Regions from separate parts of the Homo sapiens genome. Here region 1 is linked to region 2. A link is a loop called in an ENCODE intact Hi-C map of the cell type or tissue named here. Cell type or tissue: CD4-positive, alpha-beta T cell. All regions are shown on one strand. Each heading gives the region's core, and the rest is flanking DNA. Links, peaks and the distances in the headings are about the cores only. Region 1 holds the start of LOC124901300 (a long non-coding RNA gene). Region 2 overlaps MICB-DT (MICB divergent transcript).

What was found. A loop is a pair of places that touch in the nucleus more often than their neighbours do. Peaks named below come from ENCODE experiments on the same cell type or tissue, not always from the same donor. Only the 100,000 strongest peaks of a DNase experiment are listed, where the experiment ranks them.
Region 1: it touches region 2 in a loop (12-fold over the local background); 21 of 110 quality-filtered maps call a loop at or near these places.

The regions. Positions count from the first base shown.
Region 1 is chr6:31,382,112-31,396,106 of GRCh38, reverse strand. It overlaps LOC124901300 (a long non-coding RNA gene), which reads right to left and starts at 10,850. Exons shown (of 3, transcript XR_007059542.1): 1 at 10,777-10,850; 2 at 8,759-8,844; 3 at 8,249-8,333. It overlaps MICA-AS1 (MICA antisense RNA 1), which reads left to right. Exons shown (of 2, transcript NR_148222.1): 2 at 890-1,818. It also overlaps the pseudogene HLA-S. In CD4-positive, alpha-beta T cell, for the core only: no CTCF peak of the experiment used is centred there; no DNase peak of the experiment used is centred there.
Region 2 is chr6:31,476,080-31,490,687 of GRCh38, reverse strand. It overlaps MICB-DT (MICB divergent transcript), which reads left to right. Exons shown (of 2, transcript NR_149132.1): 2 at 9,330-10,770. Among named protein-coding and RNA genes, the nearest start is that of MICB-DT, 11 kb to the left of the region's middle. RefSeq lists enhancers at 1,741-2,450, 2,451-3,161. In CD4-positive, alpha-beta T cell, for the core only: no CTCF peak of the experiment used is centred there; no DNase peak of the experiment used is centred there.

The DNA of each region.
Region 1 (13,995 bases), core at 8,518-11,017, 99 kb after region 2:
TGTTAGCTGCTACTCATGAGTTCAAACTAGGAGGAGGCTCACATGTGTCCTTTGCAAAGTAGACTCCTTATCTCCCACTCCGGCTGGTTTCCCAAATCCATCCTGATAAAGCAGAAAAACCAAGAGCCAAATTCTGCGGGTGACCTTTCTGACAGCTGGAAGGTCCTCCCCATCCCCATTCCTTGCGTGCTCTCCTCTTGTCCTGCCCCCTCTGCTTTGTCTCCACTTCCTCATCCTTTTCCCTCTCTGGACCCTGCTCCTGAGTATCTCCCACCTTCTTCAGACAACTTCTCCTCATGAAGTACAGAGTCCCCCACCTCCAGGAAAAAGAGACAAAGACCACGAGAAGGACCTGAGAAACGCCTGTGACCCCGCCCCTGAGTCCAGCCTCTCCCTCAGCGCTGGCTCTGGCTGTGTGTGTGTGTATGTATTTTTGTTTTGTTTGTTTGTTTTTGAGACAGGGTCTCACTCTGACAGTCTGCAGTGTCCTGATCACAGCTTACTGCAGGCTCCAACTCCTGGACTCAGGCAATCCTCCCACCTCAGCTTCTCGAGTAGCTGGGACTACAGACTGGAGCCACCACACCCAGTGTGTGTGTGTGTGTGTGTGTGTGTGTGTTTGTGTATATATATACCCTTTTTTTTTTTTTTTTTTTTTGTAGAGACTGGGTCTTGCTTTGTTACCCATGCTGGTCTTGAACTTCTGGCTTCAAACAATTCTCATGCCTCAGCCTCCCAAAGTGCTGAGATTACAGGCATAAACCACAATGCCTGGCCCCTGTGTGTGTACATACAAAGTCAAAGTGCTAAACCTGGCGCCTAGGAAACATCCCCACCTAGGCATTGCTTGCAACAGTCGGTATTTTGTGCACCTGTGCTTTTATTTCAGGAGCTGGGACAGTTATATTCATCAGAACAGCACGGTGTCAAGGCCCTCACCCCCAGAAAGCTTAGGAGACACTGTTTTATGGAGGAGAGTGAGATTGGAGGAAGCCCTGACTCCAGGTCTCCTGATCCTTCCTACACAAAGCGAAGCTGAAAAAAAGTGCAGGACACTCCATTTCCTCCTGGGACCAGACAGGGAAGCCAGAGCCACCATGGATGTCAAATTCCGGCAAGGAAACACCAGTATAGCAAAATCTCCACATCACATTTTAAAGCTCACACAATGGCTCAAAGAGAACCCACATCAAAAAACCGAATTCCTAGCTCAGGTGAGATCACCAAAGTTGCCTGTGAGGCTTCGTGGAACCTGCAGGTAGAAAGGACATCTTTATTTCGAGCTGCAGCCCAGTTGCTTCTGCGTCTTGGAGCCCCTTGAAAGGACCCTCTCCCTTCAACAGTACATAGGGAGGCCATTTCTGGGGAGAAATGTAGACTGTCCTTAGACTCCTGAGGTTTTTACACTTGCTTGCTGACTCTGTGGACTTTGACTTCATCATTAAACATCTTATAATGATGTAATTTGCTTTGACTGTAAGTGTAGAACAGGACGCTGTTCCTGAATCAGGAAACAAGGGACTGGTGACCTGAACTGCCACCACCCTCCCTGGTGCTCAGATGCAATGAAATCGTGAGGCAACAAATCTATGGCTAGGTAAAGGGTCAACTCCATTTCAGCAAATGTTTCAGATGTTCCTTCCTGCCTAGTAATGTTCCAGCTTTACCCCAGCCTTAATCTTTTAAAATGTATATTTTCCTTAGCGTTGATTTTAAAGTAATTCGTATGTATTTATTACACTGGGTTTGTTGCAGTAAGCCACCTCGAATGTTGCTGTAGAATTAAAGTAAGCAAATAAATGTGTGGTTCTCCAAGGAGTTATTGCTAACACCATCTTAAAAATGTATTAACCCCAAATCCAATCACTTCTCACTCCTCTACTGCCTCCTCCCCAGGGCCATCCTCTCCAAGATAGTAAACCAGAAGGCCTTCCAGCTGGGCTGCCTGCTGACTCTCACACCCGCTGTCCATCACCCACACAATAGTCAGAGTGAGCATTTCAAATGGGAATTAGAGCTCATCCTCGCCTCCGCGTCCCACAGACATGCCAGCCTCTTCCCTTCTTAGCACAGTGAAACCCCAGTCTCTCACTATGTTTTACAGCCCCTCATCCCTCATCACAGGATCCTTCTGGCCACTCTGGCCTCATCCCACCCCTCTCGGCCCAGCTCATTCATCTCCACTAACACTGCTCAATCCTGTCTCAGGCACCTCCCACTGGAACTCCCCAAGTGCACCTGCTCCCCAGGGATCCAAAGGGATCCAAAGGCCCCTCACACCATTCAGGTCTCTGCTCAGACGTCCAGTGTTCAAATTCCCAGGAACATCTTGATCAACAGACTATATCTCCTACCATCCTCACCACCATCAACCTTCTAGCTCAAGCATATTTTCTCCATAACAATTATCACCGGTATTAGAATTGTTTTCATTTGTTTCATTGGTTGTCATGTTCTTCGAGGCAGGGACCTTGTCTAGTCACCACTTGGATTTCCAGCATCTAGAAATCCAAGGACAGAGAAGGGGCTCAATAAATATGGGTTGAGTAAATGGGTGAATATAATTGGTACACTGCTTTTTTTTTTTTTTTTTTTTTTTTTTGAGACAGAGTCTCTCTCTGTCACCCAGGCTGGAGTGCAGTGGCATGATCTCGGCTCACTGCAAGCTCTGCCTCCTGGGTTCACACCATTCTCCTGCCTCAGCCTCCAGAGTAGCTGGGATTACAGGCGTCCGCCACCACGCTTGGCTAATTTTTTGTATTTTTAGTAGAGATGGGGTTTCACTGTGTTAGCCAGAATGGTCTGGATCTCCTGACCTCGTGATCTGCCCGCCTGGGCCTCCCAAAGTGCTGGGATTACAGGCGTGAGCCTCTGCGCCCAGCCGGTACACTGCTTTTGAGAAGTAATTTGATAATATGTATGAGAAGGCTTAAAAATATTCATGCGGCCGGGCATGATGGCTCACGCCTGTAATCCCAGCACTTTGGGAGGCCGAGGCGGGTGGATCATGAGGTCAGGAGTTCGAGACCAGCATGGCCAATATGGTGAAACTCTGTCTCTACTAAAAATACAAAAAGTAGCCAGGTGTGGTGACGTGTGCCTGTAATCCCAGCTACTTAGGAGGTTGAGGAAGGAGAATCTCTTGAACCCAGGAGGTGGAGGTTGCAGTGAGCTGAGATCTCGCCACTGCACTCCATCCTGTGTGACAAAGCGAGATTCCGTCTCAAAAAAAAAAAAAAATTTCATGCCTTTTGACCCAGTAACTTTTATTGAGAAATCTGTGATTTTAAAACAAAATCCAATATATAGAAAGATCTTTAGGTATAAGGATATTAATTACAATAATGAAAAAAACATGCAAAAGAAGAGTGGCTAGGTCCTCTGTTTGGAAACAGCCTACAGCTGGTGAAAGCTGTGTGTAAGAAGATTTTGTAATATGATAGAAAGTTGTGTATTGATAATAAAGTTTTGAAAAGCAAGATTCAAAATAACTCATAAGCATGACGACACTAAGTCATCCTGCACAGTCACCCGCATGCACAAAAACCAGGAGTGGAAACTCAGGGGCAGCTGCAAAGCACAGCTCCAGGCCCCTTCCCTCTGAAGTCTGAGGCTCTGCCAGGCAACGTTTCATCCCGATCCTCCCAGTGGAGACACTGGCAGTTTCCATCCTTCTGCTTCTTTATACCTTTTTATATTTTCTGTACTTGAGATTTTACTTCCTAAGAAGATAAAATACCTATTAGAAAGTTTTAAAAATTTGAAATAAAATTTTAAAGAAGTCCAAACGTCTGGCCAGGCGCATTGGCTCATGCCTGTAATCCCTGCACTTTGGGAGGCCGAGGCGGGCAGATCACGAGGTGAGGAGTTCGAGACCAGCCTGGCCAACATAGCGAAACCCTGTCTCTACTAAAAATACAAAAAATTAGCTGGATGTGGTGGTGGGTGTCTGTAATTCCAGCTACTCAGGAGACTGAGGCAGGAGAATCGCTGGAACTCGAGACGCAGAGCTTGCAGTGAGCCAAAATCGTGCCACTACACTCCAGCCTGGGTGATAAGAGCAAAACTCTGTCTCAAAAAAAAAAAAAAAAAAGTCCAAATGTCCATTCCCAACTCAGCTTCAAGGAAAGTCTCCTCTAGACTCCACAGGGTAGAAATTCCTGTTGATGGCACCTTCAGAAGGTAAGAAAGGAACTCGTCCTCCACCATGCCTGACCCGTCTTTGGGTTTTAGGCATTGGCCGACTGATAAAGGCAATACTGAGAGTGTGATCAATGTGTAGACGACCGATTGTCATATAATATGAATCTCACCACACCTGAGAGAGTGGGATAGATTCTCTCATTTTCATAGTTTGGGCATCTGAGTCCCTGAGAGCCTGAATGCCTGACATGGATTCTCCAAGAATGTTGGCCTTCAGACTCTAAAGGGCCCCGGGTCTCCTGTGAAGCCCCCTGTGCATGCACCACACCCGCAGAGGCTCCACAACGGCGGGAAGGGCACCCAGGGTCAGAGCCCAGGCGAGTTCACACTCGGGGACCATCCACATCCAGGGCGTGCAGGGGAGGGGCCGAGGTGAGAGCCCAACCCCTGCCTAGGCTGTGGTGACTGGTGGCTGCACGGGGGTCCCAGCGCTCCTGGAGCTATCATTCTTTATCTCCTGAAGACCCCGGACCCGCACATACCAAAATTCTGCATTTCTGGTGGCGCGGTCTTCTCTTTTGAGATGTAAACACTACTTCTCGAATCTTAAAGCCAGCCATTGCCACTCCTAAGGGATAAGCCTCTAACTCCACTGAAATTAGCCTCAGAATTTCAGCTGAGCATTTGGAGCCACAGGCAGGAAGTCTGTGGGATTTGCACCTGGCTGATCTGGAAGGTGGTCCTGAAAGGTAGTGTGTGACTAGGGGGGCTTTGAGGGGCATGGATGTCCCTGATGAAAGGAGAACAAGACAGATGGGAAGGTTCCAAAAGTGAACTTTAGGGGGCCCTGTGCCCATCACTAGGATTTGGAAAATCTTTTCCCAGCCACTTTTGGCCTGTGGGTTTTCATTCTGCTTTCCTGTCTGCCAAGCCATTCCAGGCAATCCCTTCATTTGGTAAACATTTATCAAATACCTACTGTGTGCAGGGCATTGTTTTAAGAGGAGCTGGGACTGAGATAAGAGGAAATAAACCCTCCTTGCCCTCAAGGCGTGCCCAGTCTTGCTCAGGCAGAGATCAGTAAGGAAATCATAACACAAATTGAGAGAGGAAAAAGGAAGAAACTGGTCAGGCGGGCAGTTATGGTGGGTCCTCAGTTGAATTATTTCAAACAAAAGAACGGCCTGCAGGCACAAAGAAGGGAACTTGCACAGGGGGGCTTGCCTAAGACATGCCCACAGCTGCACAAATAAGAAAGGCTGCACAGGAGACTTGCCCAGACATGCCCGCAATGGAAAATTCTGTCCCCCGATACGTGGGCAGTCAGGGAAACAAAGCAATATGGAGTAACTTAAGCTAAGGGCCTGCATGGGCACTAGGAGGATGGGGTGGAGCTACCGGAAATTCGTGCCTTATGCAAATGAGACACCCAGCCCTCATCAGTTTCTTATAAAAGGCTTTGCATTCAGCTGTAAAAATGGCAACCATCTTCCAAGCCCCCTCTCCGTGGGGGAGAGCTTTCTTCTTTTGCTTATTAAACTTTTGCTCCAACCTCACCCTTTGTATCCATGCTCCTTAATTCTCTTGGTGGTGAGACAAAGAACTCCAGGTAACACCTCACAAGGAGAGACTGAGAGGCTGCTACGTTGTGGTGCATTGGCAAGACTAACAAACTGGCTAGTGGGACATGCACACTTGCTTGGTAGACATATATGTAGATCTTCAGCTCTGACTAATGAAGGAATACCAAAAATCTCATAAAAGAAAATAATATTATTTGAGCTTTGTTTTGTGGTCTAAGTGGGAGCCCCACAGGCACCCAGGGTAGGAGAGCTTTGCTCAGAATCCAGGAAGTGAACATCTTTCCCTGGGCCAGGCCAAGAATGAGACTAAGCTGATTGAGGAGCCTGGTGCCTCCTGGCAAGAAAGGGTGTCTGACACCTGACTATCCAGAAGTCACAGCTACTCAATATTGAGACTTGAAACAGAGAGAGAGACAGAGAGAGAGAGAGAGACAGAGAGAGAGAGAGAGACAGAGAGAGAGAGAGAGACAGAGAGAGAGAGAGAGAGAGAGAGAGAGATCTGATTTGAAAAGCAGAATTCTGCTGGGGGCTTGTTAAATGCAGAGTTTCTGATACAGTAGGTCCAGGCCAGGCCCTGAAGATTGCATATCTAAGTTCCCAGGTGATGCCAATGCTGCTTCCCCCAGGACCACACTTTGAGAACCACCACCCTAAGGCAATCTGTGTTGGTTTCTAATATCAGAAGAGGGCTGGGAGTGGGCTGGGAGGCAGAGGTGTAGGATCAGTGCGACCACACCTGACCCACCCTGGACAGCTCCCCACCCCATTCTTGCAGCATTTTATTTCCTGGGAGTCCTGGGAATGGAAGACACCCAGGAAGGGACCAAATGTGGGGTCACAGGGTGATCCAGAGGCTCGGCTTCATACAGCACCTGGGGCTCCCGCCACTCCACAACTGGCCCCCACACCCTCAGTCTTCCCACCCCTCACGACACTGACCTCCAGACCTTCCTCGACTAATCTCAGCAGGTTGGGCCTGGGATGTGACACTAGGAGCTCTGAGTGTACCTTCTGATCCAAAGATAGGGTGACCGCGTATGACAAGTACTCAGATGGGCCATTAATAGGACCTTGAACATTTGGCAAATGGCTTCAGTCACGTGTGCTTGAGAATTCCAGTGTTTTCTAGATATGGCATCCATGAGCCCACACAAACACTGGAGGGCGTCGTGAGCATACTGAAACCCATAACTGCTGCACTGGATCCCCTAGAATCCCTTTCCCACTTAGACCAAGATTTGAACAAAATTTCCTTCACCAAACAAACTGCATTTAATTAATCATGCTGTTATTTTACCTTGTAATGGAAAAAAGACAGATGTAAAGAAAGATCATGCAATTAAAAAGAAAACAACGTACTGAATTAAAATGGCGGTAAACCTCCTTGTTAAAGGAATAACATAATATTTAGAAAATTTTTAAATTTTATTTCGATAAAGGTTAAAAAATTCCATTAGTTTTTAAAAAGTTTTTCATTTTGAATTTTTTGGGGGTTTGTTTGGTCTCCTTAGGAATTATCTTTTATTTCTTGATATAGTTCAAAATTCAAAATTCAAAATGTTCAAAAGGTAAAATGTCTCTCTCTTACCCTGTCTCATCCCCAACAGGCAACCAAGGATATTAACTTCTTGCTTATTCTTCCAAATATATTTTATGCATATGCAAGCAAATATAAATGTGTACATATATATCCTTTGTCCCTTTTCACACAAATTTTAGCAGACTCTATATGTTATTCTACACCTTGCTTTATTTCTTCATGAGGGAATATCAAGAGTTTTCTATGTCTTTCTTCTTTTGTGTTAAATGTTTGTAGACTCTGCCGTGTAGCTATGCAGTGCTTGTTTGGGTTTTCTTAAGAAGGGAGGCCTCCTTATGTTACCCAGAGTGGAGTAGAGTGTATTCACAGGTGAATGCTACTGTGCCCAGCTTGCAATGCTTTTTTAACCAGTCCCCTAGTGACAGACATTTGGATTATTTTTTCTTTTATCTGTCATTTTCTTTCTTCTTTTCTTTTTGCTTTTACAAACAGGGTTGCAACATATAATTCTGAATACAGTCATTTTTCAGGAATGCAGGTGTGTTTTGGACACATTTCTAGAAGTGGGACTACTGGGTGTATGCATTTTTAATTTGGACAGAAATAGCCATACTGCCTTTCCTGAAAACATTTCCAGTTTGCAGGCCCATCTGCAGTATATCAGAGTACCTGTTTTGGTACCATTATTTTTTTGATTATAGAAATATGTAGAGATATATATTTGGGAGCCATCTGTGTCTAGATGATATTTAAAATCCTGAGAGTGGAGGACACCGGAGTGATTAGGAAGGTAGTAACACCCCAGAGTGCTCCAGCATCTACAGCAAAAGGAGCCAATGAAGGGGGACTGAGGAGGAGCAGCCAGTTGGGGAGGAAGAGAACTTGACCTGTAAAATGTCAAAGAAGATTTTAAAGCGGGGAGCTGATACAACCTCTTCAGAGAACAATTTGACATCCTATAACACCACATGGTAAAAGCACAGTAATCCCATTCCTACATCCATATCTTGGGGAACTCACACAGGGGACCAGAGAGAGATGACCCAGGATGTTCATTGTGGCAGTGTCTGTAACAGAAACAAGCTAAAGGTCACGGACAGAAGAGATAAATTGTGGGATATTCCTCCCATGAATACTATCCAGAACTGAAAACAAAGTAACTGTTTCTATGGGTGTGGGTTCACCTCATAAACCATATTAAATGATAAAGCAAGCCACAGAATGATACATTCAACAAAAAACAATTTATACGAAGTCTAAAATCATGTAAAACAAAGGGATTTTAAAAACTTTGTAACAATATAAAGGCATTCACCAAATTCAAGACATCCGCCACTCCCCACTGGCAGTCCTTGCTTTACTCAGTACAGTATCGACTGAAACACATACATAACAGAACTGTGGAAAATCAGGGCTATCTGCATATATTTCTATTATTTTCTATGTATACTACATATAGCCAATAATATTAAAATGTTACAAATTGACAAACCTGAGTGGTGGCTTCACAAAGATTTCTTTTAATTCTCTATTCTTCCAGCTAGAACTACTTCAGCTAGATCAAGTGGTGGCAGTGATCTGCAAAAGTCAGAGGTCACAGTTACCATGACAACCCCAACAGAGCAGGCAAGGTTGTGCTTGACCTGCAGGGAGTGTGGGGAAGGTTAACAGAGGGCAGTGTCCCAGGTTCAGAACAGAAGGACAGCCAGCAAGGGCGCTGCTTGATATCTATGAAAAGAAAGCAAGAATTGAGGAGCAGGAGGCTGAGGGTGTTTGATCCAAGACAAAGTCATAATCTGTTCTCAATGCCTAGACCTCACCTAACTTTCAGATTCAGATCCCAATGACAGAGGAGGGGAGTCCATATCCCTAGGAGGAAGAACCCTGGAACACCCTGGGAGTATATGCTGGGTCAATTCCCTGAACTCTTCTGCAAAGGAACCTACAGCCATTTACACAGGAGACTGTACACCGGGAAAGGGAAATAGGCAGAATTTGGGTGAGTATTGACTTTGTGTGTGAACTAACATTGATGCCCAGATTCCTACAGCACCATCGTGTCCCATCACAGAGGGGCTTCCAGAGGCCAGGACACATTATAGCTCACAATCCCGTAGTCCCAGCCCTGTTTAGTTCCCTATTCCTTGAGTGCATAATGGCATTGATGCACTGGCAGCTGGAGTGACCCCCACACCGCGTCTCTAACCTGTGGATTAATGGCTCTTATTGCGCTGAAGGCTAAAGGGAAACCTCTGAAACTGCCCCTATCCCAACCGAAGCGATATTACGTCCCAGGGCAGGTCTTGGAGGTTATTGCAGGTATTGTGGGGGGTAGCACCACCATTAGAGAGCTGTAGGAGGTGGGATAGTGCTGGAGTTGCCTATTATCTCCGTGTATTCTGTCCTTGCAGAAGCCCAATAGGACCTAAAGAATGAACAGGATTACTTCAGACTTGACCAAGTAGTGGTCTTGATTGCAGCTGCCATGCTGGCTGGATATCACTGCTAGCAGAAGTTAATGAGGCTGCAGGCCAATGGTGTGCAGCCGAGGATTTGCTGAGTGCATTCCTTTCCAGCTAGAAAGTGGATATGGAGTTATTCACATTCATACCACATTTATTTACACTTTCCCTGAGAGCTATTATAACTCTTCTGTCATCTGTAACATAGTCTTAAGAGATGCCGGACATTCTACAGAATATTAAATCTGTTCATTTCATTGGCAACATCATAGATTGGGATGGATGAGAAAGAAGGTGGAAAGTATGCTGGAGGTCTTGGTAAAACACATGCACCCCAGAAAGAGGAGGATAAATCTTACAGAAATTTAGGAGTGGCAACTGCAGTGAAATTTTATGGGTCCAGTGGCTAGGTGCATGCAGAGATATTTCTTCCAAGTAAAAACAAAAGAAAACAGAAAAAAAAACCCGTTGCATCTTTCATCTTCAGTGAGAAAAAAAAAAAAAAGAGAGAGAAGCGGACTGCCTGGTGAATCTCTTTGGGTTCTGACAACACCACATTCCACATCTAGGTATATCATTTTGGCCACATTTTGGGTGACATAGGAGGATGCCAGATTCAAGTGGAGCCTACACAGGAAAGGACTCTGCAGCAGATCCAGGCTGTGGTGCAGGCAGCCACCATCCCTCAGACCCCCTGGTGCTGGAGGTGGCAGGGCTGGGGAAAGATGCAGGATGGAGTGAACTGAGCATCAGTGGGGAAAGTCACAATGGAGGGCCTGGGATTCTGGAGTAAGTTCATGTCATCCACAGCAGAAATATATGCCCCCTTCTCGAAGCAACTTTTAGTGTTGCTGGCCCTGATCAGATAGAATTCTTGACCACAGGACACTGAGAACCACGTAATTCCAAGTGGTTGTATGAATTGGCTTCTGTGTGACCTACAGAGTTATAGATTGGACAGGCCCAACAGTGTCCATCATGAGATGGAAATGGTCCATGTGGAATGAGCCCAAACCCCAAGTTAACACCCCATCTGCCCAGAAAATACCTGCCCCTGAGGTGGCACTGAACAACCAAGCAGACAAATGGAAGTTAGCCAGCCTTCACTGGGGGCCATCTCAGGCCTTGCAGGGTGGGAACATGCATGCAGGAATCACAATAGCTCCCTTCATGTGCCCATCCTTCCAGGTCACTCAGTGGCCTTGGTCGGTGGGAGTCAGTGCTGCTGGACCCATAGGTAGCCTCCAAAAGGTGAGACTCCCACCTACCAAGGCCGAACTAGCTGCTGCCACCTCTGAATATCCAACTTGTCAGGATTAGACACCCGTGATAGGCCCTGATGTGCCCTGCTTAGGCACTATTTCTTTAGGTGATCAAAGTGCCACTAAATGACACATTGACCACATTAAGCCTCATCATGGAAGGGCCAGAGATTCATCCTCACTGGGACAGAAACTTCCTCCATGGGTAGGCTTTTTCCCCCACTATTCTCAGACTCTCAGCCAGCACCACTGACATTCCTGATCCACAGGTTTGGAATTACTCTCAGCACAGCCTCTTCCTGGGGGACCCACCTCACAGGGAAATGGAAGTGGGTGCAGCATGGACCATGACCAGGGGATCCACTGATCCTATCACCATCTGCACCCTGCGGGGGCTGCCGGCCACACAGAACATTGGACAGGCCTTCAACAGGCACAACTCAGAACCAGCTTGGAGGAAACACTGAGGAATGGGTGCCATCTTTCAGGGCACGGTGCATTTATTGAATCAGAGACATCACTACGGTGCTGTATTCTCAGTAGGAAGAAACTTGGGTCCAGAAACCAAGGGATGGAAGAGAGTGTGGCTGCATGTCCCATCCCTTATATTCACCCACTGTGGAACTTGGACTTCTCATATCCCAAATCTGGGCTTTGTAGTATAGGAGGTCCTGGTTTTCCACAGGGAGGCACTCAGACAAGGGGACAAACAAGAGCCCATTGAGCTACACATTACAGTTGCCCACAGGACTGTATGGGCCTAGAGACAAGCAGGGAAGAAGAGCACTCCCCTCCTCTCCAGGCAGGAGTGATGGACCCTCATCCCCAGGACGAGGCAGGGCTGCTGATACACAGTAAGGGCAGGAGGAGTTTGTGTGGAACCCAGAGATTCACTTGGGGGCCTCCTTGTTTCCCTTGTCCCATTGTAAATGTGAACAGAATCGTCCAGCAACCCAGTCTGACAGCGTTTGATTTCCAAAGGCCCAGACCCCTCAGGAGGAAGATTGGAGCCGCATTTCCAGGAAATTTCCCAAGGCCTCCCTCCCGTGCTCTGTCATTCTCAGCAGCATTGGTGCAGAGGCCCTGCTTCCCATGGGCTGTTCCCAGCCACTGACACGTAACAGCAGGGACACTAAGACAGACCATTCCTGGGCAACAGGAGACTCCTCTGTTGGCCATCTGTGGCTGGAGGACTCCTCCATGGCCTTGCTCAACTCTCCTCAGATTGCCTGTGGTCTAGGATGCGTCCAACAACCCTTCTTTCCTTTTGTCCAGGACTGGAGTCGGCCTTGCCTCTGGATGTGCCACTTTTCCCAGGGTTCTCTGGCTCCCTCCCCATATTCTCTGACAGGTGTGTCCCCCAATAAACCTTGTGAGAGGCCCTGAGCCAGAAGCACTCAAGGAAATCTCTCCCAGATTCCTGACCACTGGAAACTGTGGGAGATGATAAGTATTTGTTGTTTTGGGTTGTCAAACTTCATGTTATTTATTATACAACAATAGACAATAGCGCTTCAAAAGAGAGAATGAATTACTACACTTTAATTTTTATTTATTCTAAATTAACTAAAAGATATTCAGTGTTATTTGGTTTTAAGATTTCAGTATTTCCATGTATCAATAGGATGTATTTTATTAACATTCACAACAACCTATTTATTTGAACTTCAGTTTCCTACCACGACCCAATTAAACACAAAAGGAAGATCCTGGCTATGCGAGGATGATTCAGTGATGGCCCCCACATAACCACCCCTGGTGATTCACCTTCCCCAGTTACTCAATCAACACTACTGTAGGTGCCGCTGTGAAGGGATTCTGCAGATATAAGCAAGGTCCCAAATCAGTTGACTTTAAGACCATGATTATCCTGCCTTGGACTGTCCTAATCAGGTGAGCTCTTAAAACAACTTATTTCTTCTTCAGCAAAGAGATTCACAGTGTGAGCGAAATTCAACGTGAGGGGCTTCCTCCGCTGTGAGCTTTGAAAATGAAGGGGCCATGTGGCAAAGGATATGACGGGCTCCAGGAATTGAGAACAGCTCCACCCCACCTCCACCTGACAGCTGCCCAGGAACAAGGACTACAATCCCACAACTGCCTGAAACTGAATTCTGCCACCAAGCTCTGTATAAGCTGGAAGGAGGACCCCAGCCTCAAGATGAGGACACAGCTTCGTGAAATCCTGAGCTGAGAATCATTCACACCAGGCCTGGATTTCTCATTAAGGAAATGTAGAGAAATAAATGGGTGCTGTGTAGAGCCAGTGAGTTAGTGGTAATATGTTATGCAGTAACAGAAAATTCATACATAGACCAACAGATAAGCATATAACATTTTCTCGATTGGAATAAATTAGTGAATTGAAATGTACACTCCTTGTATAAGATAAAATCTTTCCTAATTTTTTGTATTCTTCATTTTATAATGTTTATGCAATGCAATTACATTTTAATACAATCATATTCATGAATTCACCAAAGACCAAAGCTAACTTTGTATCTACTATGTACCAAGTATGTCTTTACATACCGTGCAGTTGGTTCAGTCCTCACACCTGCTTTCTTCATGTTTCCTGCCCTGGGTCTGCAGTCACAGTTTTGGAAACTTCTCTGGGGTCCAAGACTAGGGGGTTCCTCTAGGACCTCATGGCCCTGTCTCTTCCCTAGCCCCTCACAGGATGATTTCTTCCCAGAGGCAGAGAAGGAGGTGCTCAGGCTGTGTGTAACTATGGGAGACGGATGTGGAGGAGCTCACCTATGCCATAATTCCTCCTCTCCCACATCTCCTGCAGGCTCTGACCGGGTCCTGTTTTTGTTCTACCCCAGGCAGTGACAGTGACCAGGGCTGTGATGTGTCTCTCACAGCTTGTAAAGGTGGCGTCCTGGAGGGCCTTATGTGGAAGGGGGATGGGGTACAGGGGACAAGACTGGATTACGGTGATTCTTTGGGACACTTTGAGTGTGTAGTGGGGAGTTCAGAGTGTTACGCTTTATGGCCACTGA
Region 2 (14,608 bases), core at 3,735-6,234:
GCTCCGGCTGGTTTCCCAAATCCATCCTGATAAAGCAGAAAAACCAAGAGCCAAATTCTGCGTGGGACCTTTCTGACAGCTGGAAGGTCCTCCCCCTCCCCATTCCTCACATGTGCCCTTCTTGCCCTGCCCCCTCCACTTTGTCTCCACTTCCTCATCCTTTTCCCTCTCCGGACCCCGCTCCTGAGTATCTCCCGCCTTCTTCAGAGGACTTCTCCTCATGAAGTACAGACTCCTCCACCTCCAGGAAAAAGAGACAAAGACCACTGAGAGGGACCTGAGAAATGCCTGTGACCCCACCCCTGAGGCCAGCCTCTCCCTCAGTGCTGGCTCTGGCTGTGTGTGTGTATGTATTTTGTTTTGTTTTGTTTGTTTGTTTTTGAGACAGGGTCTCACTCTGATGGTCAAGCTAGAGCAGTGTCCCGATCACAGCTCATTGCAGGCTCCAACTCCTGGATTCAGGCAATCCTCCCACCTCAGCTTCTCGAGTAGCTGGGACTACAGACTGGAGCCACCACACCCAGTATGTGTGTGTGTGTGTGTGTGTGTGTGTGTATTTTTTTCTTTTCTTTTCTTTTCTTTTTTTTTTTGGTAGAGACTGGGTCTTGCTTTGTTACCCATGCTGGTCTTGAACTTCTGGCTTCAAGCAATTCTCATGCCTCAGCCTCCCAAAGTGCTGAGATTACGGGCATAAACCACAACGCCTGGCCCCTGTGTGTGTATATACAAAGTCAAAGTGCTAAACCTGGCACCTAGGAAACATCCCCACCTTGGCATTGCTTGCAACAGTCGGTATTTTGTGCACCTGTGCTTTTGTTTCGGGAGCTGGGACAATTATATTCATCAGAACAGCACGGTGTTAAGGCCCTCACCCCCAGAAAGCTTAAGGGACACTGTTTTATGAAGGAGAGTGAGATTGGAGGAGCCCCTGACTCCAGGTCTCCTGATCCTTCTTACACAAAGCGATGCTGAAAAAAAGTGCAGGACACTCCATTTCCTCCTGGGACCAGACAGGGAAGCCAGAGCCACTGTGGATGTCAAATTCCAGCAAGGAAATACCAGTATAGCAAAATCTCCACATCACATTTTAAAGCTCACACAATGGCTCAAAGAGAACCAACATCAAAAAACCGAATTCCTAGCTCAGGTGAGATCACCAAATTTGCCTGTGAGGTTTTGTGGAATCTGCAGGTAGAAAGGACATCTTTATTTAGAGCTGCAGCCCAATTGCTCCTGCATCTTGGGGCCCCTTGAAAGGACCCTCTCCCTTCAACAGTGCATAGTGAGGCCATTTCTGGGGAGAAACGTAGACTGTCCTTGGACTCCTGAGGTTTTTACACTTACTTGCTGACTCTGTGGACTTTGACTTCATCATTAAACATCTTACAACGATGTAATTTGCTTTGACTGTAAGTGTAGAACAGGACACTGTTCCTGAAGCAGGAAACAAGGGACTGGTGACCTGAACTGCCACCCCCCTCCCTGGTGCTCAGATGTAATGAAATCGTGAGGCAACAAATCTATGGCCAGGTAAAGGGTCAACTCCATTTCAGCAAATGTTTCAGATGTTCCTTCCCGCCTAGTAATGTTCCAGCTTTACCCCAGCCTTAATCTTTTAAAATGTATATTTTCCTTGGTGTTATTTTAAAGTAATTCGTATGTATTTATTACACTGGGTTTGTTGCAGTAAGCCACCTCGAATGTTGCTGTAGAATTAAAGTAAGCAAATAAATGTGTGGTTCTCCACGGAGTTACTAACTCTTAAAAAAAAAAGTCCAAATGTCCATTCCCAACTCAGCTTCAAGGAAAGTCTCCTCTAGACTCCACAGGGTAGAAATTCCTGTTGATGGCACCTTCAGAAGGTAAGAAAGGAACTCGTCCTCCACCATGCCTGACCTATCTTTGGGTTTTAGGCATTGGCCGACTGATAAAGGCAACTCTGAGAGTACAATCCATGTATAGATGACCGATAGTCATATAATAGGAATCTCACCACACCTGAGAGAGTGGGATAGATTCCCTCATTTTCATAGTTTGGGCATCTGAGTCCCTGAGAGCCTGAATGCTTGACATGGATTCTCCAAGAATGTTGGCCTTGAGACTCTAAAGGGCCCCGGGTCTCCTGTGAAGCCCCCTGTGCATGCACCACACCCGCAGAGGCTCCACAACGGCGGGAAGAGCACCCAGGGTCAGAGCCCAGGCTAGTTCACACTCGGGGACCATCCACATCCAGGACGTGCAGAGGAGGGGCCGAGGTGAGAGCCCAACCCCTGCCTAGGCTGTGGTGACTGGTGGCTGCACGGGGGTCCCAGCGCTCCTGGAGCTATCATTCTTTATCTCCTGAAGACCCCGGACCCGCACATACAAAAACTCTGCATTTCTGGTGGAGCGGTCTTCTCTTTTGAGATGTAAACACTACTTCTCGAATCTTAAAGCCAGCCATTGCCACTCCTAAGGGATAAGCCTCTAACTCCACTGAAATTAGCCTCAGAATTTCAGCTGAGCATTTGGAGCCACAGGCAGGAAGTCTGTGGGATTTGTACCTGGCTGATCTGGAAGGTGGTCCTGAAAGGTAGTGTGTGACTAGGTGGGCTCTATCCTGATGAGAGGAGAACGAGACAGATGGGAAGTTTCCGAAAGTGAATTTCAGTGGGCCCTGTGCCCAGCACTAGGATTTGGAAAATCTTTTCCCAGCCATTTTTGGCCTGTGGGTTTTCATTCTGCTTTCCTGTCTGCCAAGCCATTCCAGGCAATCCCTTCATTTGGTAAACATTTATCAAATACCTACTGTGCGTGGGGCATTGTTTTAAGAGGAGCTGGAACTGAGGTAAGAGCAAATAAACCCTCCTTGCCCTCAAGGCGTGCCCAGTCTTGCTCAGGCAGAGATCAGTAAGGAAATCATAACACAAATTGAGAGAGAAAAAAGGAAGAAACTGGTCAGGCGGGCAGTTATGGTGGGTCCTCAGTTGAATTATTTCAAACAAAAGAACGGCCTGCAGGCACAGAGAAGGGAACTTGCACAGGGGGGCTTGCCTAAGACATGCCCACAGCTGCACAAATAAGAAAGGCTGCACAGGAGACTTGCCCAGACATGCCCGCAATGGAAAATTCTGTCCCCCGATACGTGGGCAGTCAGGGAAACAAAGCAATATGGAGTAACTCAAGCTAAGGGCCTGCATGGGCACTAGGAGGATGGGGTGGAGCTACCGGAAATTCGTGCCTTATGCAAATGAGACACCCAGCCCTCATCAGTTTCTTGTAAAAGCCTTTGCATTCAGCTGTAAAAATGGCAACCATCTTCCAAGTCCCCTCTCTGCAGGGGAGAGCTTTCTTCTTTTGCTTATTAAACTTTTGCTCCAACCTCACCCTTTGTATCCACGCTCCTTAATTCTCTTGGTGGTGAGACAAAGAACTCCAGGTAACACCTCACAAGGAGAGACTGAGAGGCTGCTACGTTGTGGTGCATTGGCAAGACTAACAAACTGGCTAGTGGGACATGCACACTTGCTTGGTAGACATATATGTAGATCTTCAGCTCTGACTAATGAAGGAATACCAAAAATCTCATAAAAGAAAAAAATATTATTTGAGCTTTGTTTTGTGGTGTAAGTGGGAGCCCCACAGGCACCCAGGATAGGAGAGCTTTGCTCAGAATCCAGGAAGTGAACATCTTTCCCTGGGCCAGGCCAAGAATGAGACTAAGCTGATTGAGGAGCCTGGTGCCTCCTGGCAAGAAAGGGTGTCTGACACCTGACTATCCAGAAGTCACAGCTACTCAATATTGAGACTTGAAACAGAGAGAGAGAGAGAGAGAGAGAGAGAGAGATCTGATTTGAAAAGCAGAATTCTGCTGGGGGCTTGTTAAATGCAGAGTTTCTGATACAGTAGGTCCAGGCCAGGCCCTGAAGATTGCATATCTAAGTTCCCAGGTGATGCCAATGCTGCTTCCCCCAGGACCACACTTTGAGAACCACCACCCTAAGGCAATCTGTGTTGGTTTCTAATATCAGAAGAGGGCTGGGAGTGGGCTGGGAGGCAGAGGTGTGGGATCAGTGAGAACACACCTGACCTACCCTGGACAGCTCCCCACCCCAATCTTGCAGCATTTTATTTCCTGGGAGTCCTGGGAATGGAAGACACCCAGGAAGGGACCAAATGTGGGGTCACAGGGTGATCCAGAGGCTCGGCTTCATACAGCACCTGGGGCTCCCGCCACTCCACAACTGGCCCCCACACCCTCAGTCTTCCCACCCCTCACGACACTGACCTCCAGACCTTCCTCGACTAATCTCAGCAGGTTGGGCCTGGGATGTGACACTAGGAGCTCTGAGTGTACCTTCTGATCCAAAGATAGGGTGACCGCGTATGACAAGTACTCAGATGGGCCATTAATAGGACCTTGAACATTTGGCAAATGGCTTCAGTCACGTGTGCTTGAGAATTCCAGTGTTTTCTAGATATGGCATCCATGAGCCCACACAAACACTGGAGGGCGTCGTGAGCATACTGAAACCCATAACTGCTGCACTGGATCCCCTAGAATCCCTTTCCCACTTAGACCAAGATTTGAACAAAATTTCCTTCACCAAACAAATTGCATTTAATTAATCATGCTGTTATTTTACCTTGTAATGGAAAAAAGATAGATGTAAAGAAAGATCATGCGATTAAAAAGAAAACAACGTACTGAATTAAAATGGCAGTAAACCTCCTTGTTAAAGGAATAATATAATATTTAGAAAATTTTTAAAATTTATTTTAATAAAGGTAAAAAAATTCTATTAGTTTTTAAAAGGTTTTTCATTTTGAATTTTTTTGGGGTTTGTTTGGTTGCCCTAGGAATTATCTTTTATTTCTTGATATAGTTCAAAATTCAAAATTCAAAATATTCAAAAGGTAAAATGTCTCTTTCTTACCTTGTCTCATCCCCAACAGGCAACCAGGGATATCTTCTTGCTTATTCTTCCAAATATATTTTATGCATATGCAAGCAAATATAAATGTGTATATATATCTCTTTGTCCCTTTTCACACAAATTTTAGCAGACTCTATATGTTATTCTACACCTTGCTTTATTTCTTCTTAACAATGTATCATGGAGACCATCCCATGAGGGAATATCAAGAGTTTCCTATGTCTTTCTTCTTTTGTGTTAAATGTTTGTAGACTCAGCCGTGTAGATATGCAGTGCTTGTTTGGGTTTTCTTAGGAAGGTAGGGAGGCCTCCTCATGTTACCCAGAGTGGAGTAGAGTGTATTCACAGGTGAATGCTACTGTGCCCAGCTTGCAATGCTTTTTTAACTAGTCCGCTAGTGACAGACATTTGGATTATTTTTTCTTTTATCTTTCATTTTCTTTCTTCTTTCCTTTTTGATTTTACAAACAGGGTTGCATCATATAATTCTGAATACAGTCATTTTTCAGGAATGCAGGTCTATTTTTGGACACATTTCTAGAAGTGGGACTACTGGGTGTATGCATTTTTAATTTAGACAGAAATTGCCATACTGCCTTTCCTGAAAACATTTCCAGTTTGCAGGCCCATCTGCAATATATCAGAGTACCTGTTTTGGTACCATTAGTTTTTTGATTATAGAAATATGTAGAGATATACATTTGGGAGCCATCTGTGTCTAGACGATATTTAAAATCCTGGGAGTGGAGGACACTAGAGTGATTGGGAGGCAGTAAAACCCCACAGTGCTCCAGCATCTACAGCAAAAGGAGCCAATGAAGGGGGACTGAGGCTGAGCAGCTAGTTGGGGAGGAAGATAACTTGACCTGTAAAATGTCAAAGAAGATTTTAAAGGGGGGAGTTGATACAACCTCTTCAGAGAACAATTTGACATCCTATAACATCACATGGTAAAAGCACAGTAATCCCATTCCTACATCCGTATCTTGGGGAACTCACACAGGGGACCAGAGAGAGATGACCCAGGATGTTCATTGTGGCAGTGTCTGTAACAGAAACAAGCTAAAGGTCGCGGACAGGAGAAGAGATAAATTGTGGGATATTCGTCTCATAAATGCTATCCAGCACTGAAAACAAATGAACTGTTTCTATGGGTGTGTGGGTTCACCTCATAGACCATATTAAACGATAAAGCAAGCCACAGAATGATACATTCAACAAAAAACAATTTTTACAAAGTCTAAAATCATGTCAAACGAAAGGATTTAAAAAACTTTGTAGGCCGGGCGCGGTGGCTCACGCCAGCACATTGGGAGGCTGAGGCGGGCGGATCACAAGGTCAGGAGACCGAGACCACCCTGGCTAACACAGTGAAACCCCGTCTGTACTAAAAATACAAAAAAATTAGCCGGTCGTGGTGGTGGGCTCCTGTAGTCCCAGCTACTTGGGAGGCTGAGGCAGGAGAATGGCGTGAACCCGGGAGGCGGAGCTTGCAGTGAGCCGAGATCCCGCCACTGCACTCCAGCCTGGACGACAGAGCGAGACTCCGTCTCAAAACAAACAACCAAAAAAAAAAAACACTTTGTAGCAATATAAAGGCATTCACCAAATTCAAGACATCCGCCACTCCCCACTGGCAGTCCAGTACTCAGTACAGTAGTACTGTACAGTACATAGAGTACTGTACTGTATGTGTTTCAGCGGAAACACATACATAACAGAACTGTGGAGAATCAGGGCTATCTGCATATATTTCTATTATTTTCTATGTATACTACATATAGCCAATAATATTAAAATGTTACAAATTGACAAACCTGGGTAGGGGCTTCACAAAGATTTCTTTTAATTCTCTATTCTTCCAGCTAGAACTACCTCATAATAACTAGCAGCAACATGGATGGAACTGGAGGTCAGTATGTTAAGTGAAATAGACCAGGCAAAGAAAGACAAATATCACATGTTCTCACTCACATGTGAGAACTGAAAAAAAGTTGATCTTATGGAGGTGGAGAGTAGAATAATAGTTACCAGAAGCTGGGAAGGGTGTGTGGGGGATCTGGGAGATAAAATGAGGTAGCTTAATGGGTACAAAGATACAGTTAAATAGGAGGAATAAATTCTAATATTCGATAGCACAGCAGGCTGGCTGTAGTTAACAACAATGTATTGTGTATTTCACAATAGCTATAAGAGTGGATTTGAAATTCACCCAACACAAATAACTGATAAATGCTTGAGGTGATGAGTATCCTAAATATCCTGACTCGATCATTTCACATTCTACACATGCATGAAAATATTATGTGTACCCCAAAGTATGTATAAATATTATATGCCAATAATTTTTATTAAAATACCAACAAGCTCAGTACAATAAGGAGTATTTTAAAATGATACAAAAATTATTTGTGTGATAATTTGGCAAATATTTCCTGTTCATTAACATCAATTTTTTCTCCTATAAGTATAAGGAGAATAATACCTAAATAGCATCAGAAGTGGTTGCTTTCCTGAAAGAGAATCCTTTTCCCAGTTAAAAATACAGAATCAGAATCACTAAAGTAAATAGGACTTTGGAGAACTACATAGCACTGGGTCTTGCTGCCCTGGGGCGGCCAGGCTCAGGGAGTGCTCACCTTCCAGGGAAAACTAAACTTCGGCTCCCTTGTTTTGGTAGTGTTCTTTTTTTTTTTTTTTTTTTGAGATGGAGTCTTGGTCTGTCGCCCAGGCTGGAGTGCAGTGGCGAGATCTTGGCTCACTGCAAGCTCTGCCTCCTGGGTTCACACCATTCTCCCGCCTCAGCCTCCCGAGCAGCTGGGACTACAGGCATCCACCACCACGCCCGGCTAATTTTTCTTTTTGTATTTTTAGTAGAGAAGGGGTTTCACCGTGTTAGCCAGGGTAGTCTCGATCTCCTGACCTCGTGATCCGCCCGCCTCGGCCTCCTAAAGTGCTGGGATTACAGGCGTGAGCCACTGCGCCTGGCCTTTGGTGGTGTTCTTATTGCAAGACCAACATTTCAAAATATCAACAGAGTCCAGCCAAAGGGTTGTATTCTCTTTTATTTCTTATAATATGCACCGCCAAGGATGGCGCAGACTCTTATGGGCTAAACTGTGTCCCTGTACACATATTTTGAGGCCAATGTTGACAAGATAGAGGGAGAAGATGGCCATCTGTAAGCCAGAGACAGGCCTCAGGAGCAATCAGCCCTGCAATACATTCCATCGTGGACCTGTAGCCTCCAGAACTGGGAGATAATACATTTCTACTGTTTAACTTACCCAGTCTGTGCCACTTTATTATGGAAGTCTTAGCAAATTAAAACAGAGATATCACCTTTTCTACCCTGCCCTACATATGAAAATGAGATTTTTCAAGAGTATGAATTATGTAGGATTCCAAAGCATAGAACGGATAGATTGAAAATTGACAATGGCAGGTGATGTAGAGTTTGGGCAGATGTAGGCTGGCTTCCAAGCCTCCGTGGTCCCATGGTCACCACACAAAGGTGGAGATGTTCTCATTCCTTTTCATTTTCACTTGGAGCAAAACATGTGGGTCCACACTGGTATATGATCAGAAGATATATTTAACTGATTTGAGATATTGAGGTAGAAAGTCTTGCTGTACTTTTATAGAAAGATGAATGATAATTATCATCACTAAAGGGGCTTTTAGGCAGGGTGTTGCTGGCATTATGTTTTCCTCCTACTTTTAAGGTGCATGTTCCTAAAAAAGCCCTGTCTAGGAGTAAAGGCCATCACTTAAATTTTTCTGTTTCTGCGGCCGGGCGCGGAGGCTCACGCTTGTAATCCCAGCACTTTGGGAGGCCAAGGCGGGCGGATCACGAGGTCAGGAGATCGAGACCATCCTGGCTAACATGGTGAAACCCCGTCTCCACTAAAAATACAAAAAATTAGCCGAGTGTGGTGGTGAGCGCCTGTAGTCCCAGCTACTCGGTAGGCTGAGGCAGGAGAATGGCATGAACCCAGGAGGTGGAGCTTTCAGTGAGCCGAAATCGCTCCACTGCACTCCAGCCTGGGTGACAGAGCAAGACTCCGTCTCAAAAAAAAAAAAAAAAAAAATTTTTCTCCACCTGTCAACTCATTGGTCCTCACTTCATTTCAGTAAGGTTACCGGAATGTCTGTGTTTATCCAGGATTCACAGATGAGTTTAAAAGTCCCTAGTGGTAGAGAGCTTCTCCCGAGGTCACATGGCAACCGAGTGTGGTGGAGCAATGACAGGCATGTGGCAACCTTGGTCCGTACTCCAGTTCTCTAGGTGCCATGAGAATTGCAGCCTTTGGTTCATTTTCTATTATTATTTTTTTTTTTCTGAATGAGTGAAGGAAAATGTGTGTTGAGAACAAAGTGCCAGAGACCTAAGTCCATTCCTTAAACCTGCAGGGTTGGGGCCTGGAGAGACAGAGGCTGCCACTGATTCTCTGAATTCCAGCTTCCCTTGTCAGTCACGCAGCTGAAAGCAGGAAGAAGCTTTCTCTTCTGCACTTGGAACAACAAGGTGAAGATGACAGAGAGTCCCACATCTACCATGGAAAAGGCAATGGTCCCTAAATCATGCCAAGTTTTCTAATGACATGTGTTTTCCCGCAACATGTAACTATATGTCCTCCCTTCAAGCACCAGTTATCACAGTACAAACACAGCAACAGCATAAAGGAATGACTACTGAGCCTGAAGCTCTGATGGATGCTCTGAGTTGAGACTTTGTTTTATACTTAGGTACCTGTGAGTCATTGCAGAGTTTTGCCTGACTCCACCATGACCCAATTTGATCAAGGTCTATATGCTATGAGACCTCTCTAGTTCCTCATCAGAAATTATAATGAATACCATGTCCAGCTCCTGAGGTGCCTGATGGCAACGAGCGGCAGCTCCTCTTGGGGCAACACTTTGGGGGTGACCAAGGCCTCACAGACCTCACTACTGCTGGGCTACATGGCCCAAGGCTCCTGGGCGCAATGGATCGGTGGTCTTGGATTCGCCTCGGACATTTAATGACATTTGTTCTTGGGCTTTCACAAGTGGTCTCTGGTTGAGATGGAAGGAAAGGACGCAGGGACACAAAATCTCTGACTGCCCAGGGACCCCCTCACCGTCCTCACTTCCACTCAAGACGACATGGCCGTTCCACTAAATTCCCGAGGACATGGCCAACATGAGTAACAACACAGGGAAGTGCCTTACACAGAGTTCCATGGAAGCCTGGCTAGTACCCTCTAGACCATTTACCTACACCTGTTGGGATCTCTCTAGCATGAAATGCTCCAGAGGCAGTCATGCCATAAGCTTGGATCCTCCAGCCATTGAGTGTGAGGGTCTTAGCCCGGTCTAAATGAGCACTGAATTCTAGAGAGACCAAGGGACTGTCTAAGTTCTGAATTCTGAGTCCTGAATCCTGGAAGTTGGCTTCTGGCCAGGGAGCAGGTGTTACTGCCTCTGATCCACAAAAGCAGCCCCACAGCTCAAGTTGCTCTTCTGGATTTCTCCCCTCTCCTGGTTCCTGGCCAGGCAAATCTTCACTGCTTTGTTAGCCCATCCATTTGCTCAACCAGATTTTTCAAATATGTATGTTTTCCTCCTTTTCCCATTGTACTCAGTGGAAGGAATGGTCTAAATTACCTAATCAGCAATTCCTGGAAACCAAGCCACCATGTACATACAATCTTATACGTTAATGTCACATACAAGAAAGAAAATGCAGAGGTACCAGTAGTGGCTACCTAAGCAGTGTAATGTAGAGGTAATAAAAACGAATTGTTGGATAGTATCTATCTATGCCATGAGTAAAATACATATCAATAAATTACAACTTCTAAGAAAATAATCTCTATATGTAATATATGACTATGACTCTGATAGACAAACCTCGGAGTATTGTCTGAAGACACTTCTCATCACCTTCACCTCATGAGCCAGATGGTGTGAAATGAGGAGCAGAGATTTGAAATGTGTGGCAAGCCTCTCTGCAAAGCAGCAGAGTAACATTCTACATGAGCGAATCAAAGCAATCTCACAAATGACATTGGATGTGCGGTGTGGGATGTGTGTCCTTATTATAATGGAGTTAATCCTTTAAGTAGGTAATCCTTTTACATGAACTGGATTCTAAATGACTTATTAGCTATCAATTAGCCAGGAATTTTTCCCTTTACTAAAAGAGAGACCCTGCCATGAACCAGCATTTCCCAGGTGGAGGTCTCTGGCAGACATCAACTTCTAACAGGGTAAATGTCCTGTTTCTTTAGTCAGGGAAAACTGACTTTCACAAGTGGTCTCTGGTTGAGGGATCCCATTTTGAGTGGGGCATTTGCCAAGTCACTTCTCCCTGTTCCTGCTGGGGCTGGGGATGATGAACCGAGTGAAGACACAAACTCTGAGAGGGAACCAGGCAGACAGGCAGACTGACAAGGAGGGCACTGCCTGGTCTAGTTACCATTCGCACCCAGTCAGAAGAGGTGAAGGGTGAGAGAGGAGGCTGCTGGGAACTGGAATATTAGCAGCCAGGAAGGCCAAGAAAGTGCAGGCTGACAGTATAGGCCAGAGGCTGGAGACCCTGGGAGGGAGCTTTGTTGTTCCCTCTGAGCCCCAGGGTGCAGGAGAGGGTCCTTTTCACCAGGGAGCTTCAGCCTTCAGGATGATTTCTGGGCTCTGCACTCCACTGATCCTCCATGAGGACTTTAAACAGCAAGATGAGGTACCCAGGGCCCTAGGAATCTGATTCTCATATACCCTGAAATACCTTTACTAAAAATATCATCCCTATGTTTTGCTTATTTCTTATAACATATAAAACATTAAGCCAAACCACTGTACAGAATTTATTAATATGTAGATATGAGGTGTCTGGTGACAGATCCTCCAAGTTATTTATATCAGAGGAAGAAAGTGGTCTGGCTGCATTCACAGATGAGAACAGCAGGGTAGCAACACTCAGGACCATGACACTGGGTGCTCCCAACCCCGAAGGGAAGCATCTCACTGTACACAGATGGCCAGGAGAGTGATCACAGGGTCCTGTGTTATCTCCTCCTCCTCCTCTCCTGGGTCCTGGGCTTCACTTCCTAATCTCAGCTGGTAGCAAAATTAACTTGGTATTCAAGACCCTTATGGCCCCTCTTCACCATAGCATCTCATCAGGTCTCTTTCCTCATAAGAATTTCAGCACAGGGGTGTACTCTAGAAATATCACCATGGAAGGGGTGGCAGAGGCAGCTCATCTCTAACTCCTCAAATAGAGAGGATGGAGCCACAGTCCTGTGCCTCACCCATCCCATGGTCCTGCCTCAAATACAGTCTCCTCCTGCAGGCTGCTGGGTCCTCTTTATTGTCATTCTCCAGATGGTGACAGGGTCCCAGGCAGACGTGCTCACAGCTTCCTTGGGGCCTGATACCAACAGGAGTTGAGGCCAGGGAGCAGCTTTGGGCTGTAGCGATCTTTGGATTTGAAGGTAGGGGATGGTGATGGGCTGCCCATAATGCTCTAGGTGTAAAGGCTGAGAGTGGCTGAGCTGAATCTGGTCATTACCATGTTCTCCACAGTTTGAGAGCTGCCTTGTGCAGACCAGCAAGACACAGATAGTTCTCAGCCCCCTTATATCTCTGTGGACCCTGACTTTTCTTCCCCCAGCTGCTGTCCTCCCAAGCACAGCCCCGGGAGGATGTAGGGAGAGGGACCCATTCCCCTGATGCCCCAGAACCCCTTTCATGTAATCCCAATATCCAGGCCTGGGGTCCCCTTCTTTGGATCGACCTTTCTTTTCTTGGAATGAAAGGGTTACAGGGTCTCCCTCCCAGATCTCCACTGTGACTCACTCACCCTAAATAGATGTCTTGCTCTACAGTTATCTTCTGCATAGTGTTTTCTGAAGATGTGATAAAATATTATAAGCCATTAATAAAACATGGAAGTTAGGTTCTCTTTTTGGATTCTGAGGATCTGCTGTGCTGGGGCAGGGGCAGGTGGGGAGAGAAGGGCAGGTGGAGGGGCAGGAGCTGAGTGGTGTGTGGCCTCGCTCTGTGCCCAGTAAAGCTCCTGCTGTGGTCATCTCTTGTGTATTTGTCTGGATCCCTCCATGTGCTGGGATTTGTGCCTGGTCTTTAGGGGCGGGTGCTGCTCCAGGTCGGAGGCCTCACACATCTCCAGGCTGAGCCTTTCTCCAAGTCCATGGAGGTCACGGGCTGAGAATGGCCAGTCCCACTCCTGCCTTGAGTTTCACTTTATTTGGCATATTTTTATATGTTGATCTGATCCTTCTCACAAGGGATGTTTATGAGCATTATTTCATAGGAGAGCCACTACCATCCCGCCGTGGCCATGCTCTGTCCCTGACACCAGGATCCTGGGTGCTTTGTTTTTGTTCTCCCCTAAAGTCCCGGGACAGCCTCTGCACGTGGGGCTTCTCAGATGACACAGATTGATGATTTCCACCTTAGCCTTCTTTCCTCTTCCATTTCCAGAATACTTCTATTTTTTTCTTTTATTATACTGTCAGATTTTCAAGTTAAGGGCTGGGCACAATGGCTCACACCTGTAATGCTAGCACTTTGGAAGTCCAAGTCAGGGGGATTGCTTGAGGCCAGGAGTGGAAGACCAGCCTGGGCAACATAGCAAGACCCTGTCTCTATGAAACAAATCGAATTAACACCATGAATACATGTGTTATTGTCATGTCATAAATAAATTCTTGTCACTTCTTCTGTGGGACAGTCAGGGTCCTGGCAGGAAAGAGATGACAAAGAAAGAAGACACACATTACAGAGGTGCTGGCAGGCCTAAGAAAGCCACAAGGGGTGCTGAAGCTCCCTGGGATGATCAGTGGCAGGAAACTGTTTCCATCTCTGAGTTGAAAGAACAAGGAAGAGGGAGCAGTTTCCAGAACTCACGGAAATCTGTAGCTTTCACTAGGGGCAGCCCTGCAGGCCTGTGGCTGTAGGTAGAGGACGGCAATGATTACAGAACCGCAGAGCTGTCCAAAGGGAGTGAGGGAAGTGAAAACCCTGAGTTACTTCTCCCCCCACGCTCCCATCTCCTGCAGGTGCCTGTTATCATCCACACCCAAGCAGAAGCAGGTGGTGCAGGAGCACAGGCCGTGCTGTCTCTGTGGTGCCCCCAGTGCAGGGGGCAGGATGGAGGAGAGTGAACCACAGCTCTGTGGAGGGGAAGCAGAGAATAATGCACTCACCTGCTTACGGTGTTCACATTCTTCAGGGAATTTACTTAAATATACCAGAGTTTGTTCTAATCCAAAAATATGACTTTAAAAAGAAGTATCTCACTTATAAATGCATAGCAGGTAGTAAAATTGAGTATTACCTCACTCTCCTTCCCTTTCCCCACATGGGACTGTATAACTCATAAATGAATAACTTGATTTATTATTATTTTTTTAAAATAACTTGAATTATTTGGGTGTAAGCCATAAAAGCAGAGTCTGGCTCAGATCAGCAAAGGGAAGTTGTTGGGCAGCTGGCGGTGCAGTTCACAGAATCACAGATACTTTCAAAGTACCAGGACAGCACCGAGGAGCAGGCGGCAAGCCCTGACCAGTCTCGTTGGACTAGACCATGGAGTGAAAGAATCGTCACTGATACTGATAGCTTGTGACTGCTGATGCTTTAAATTCTGAGACAGTTTACCCAAATGGCTTAGTTTAGATCTCATG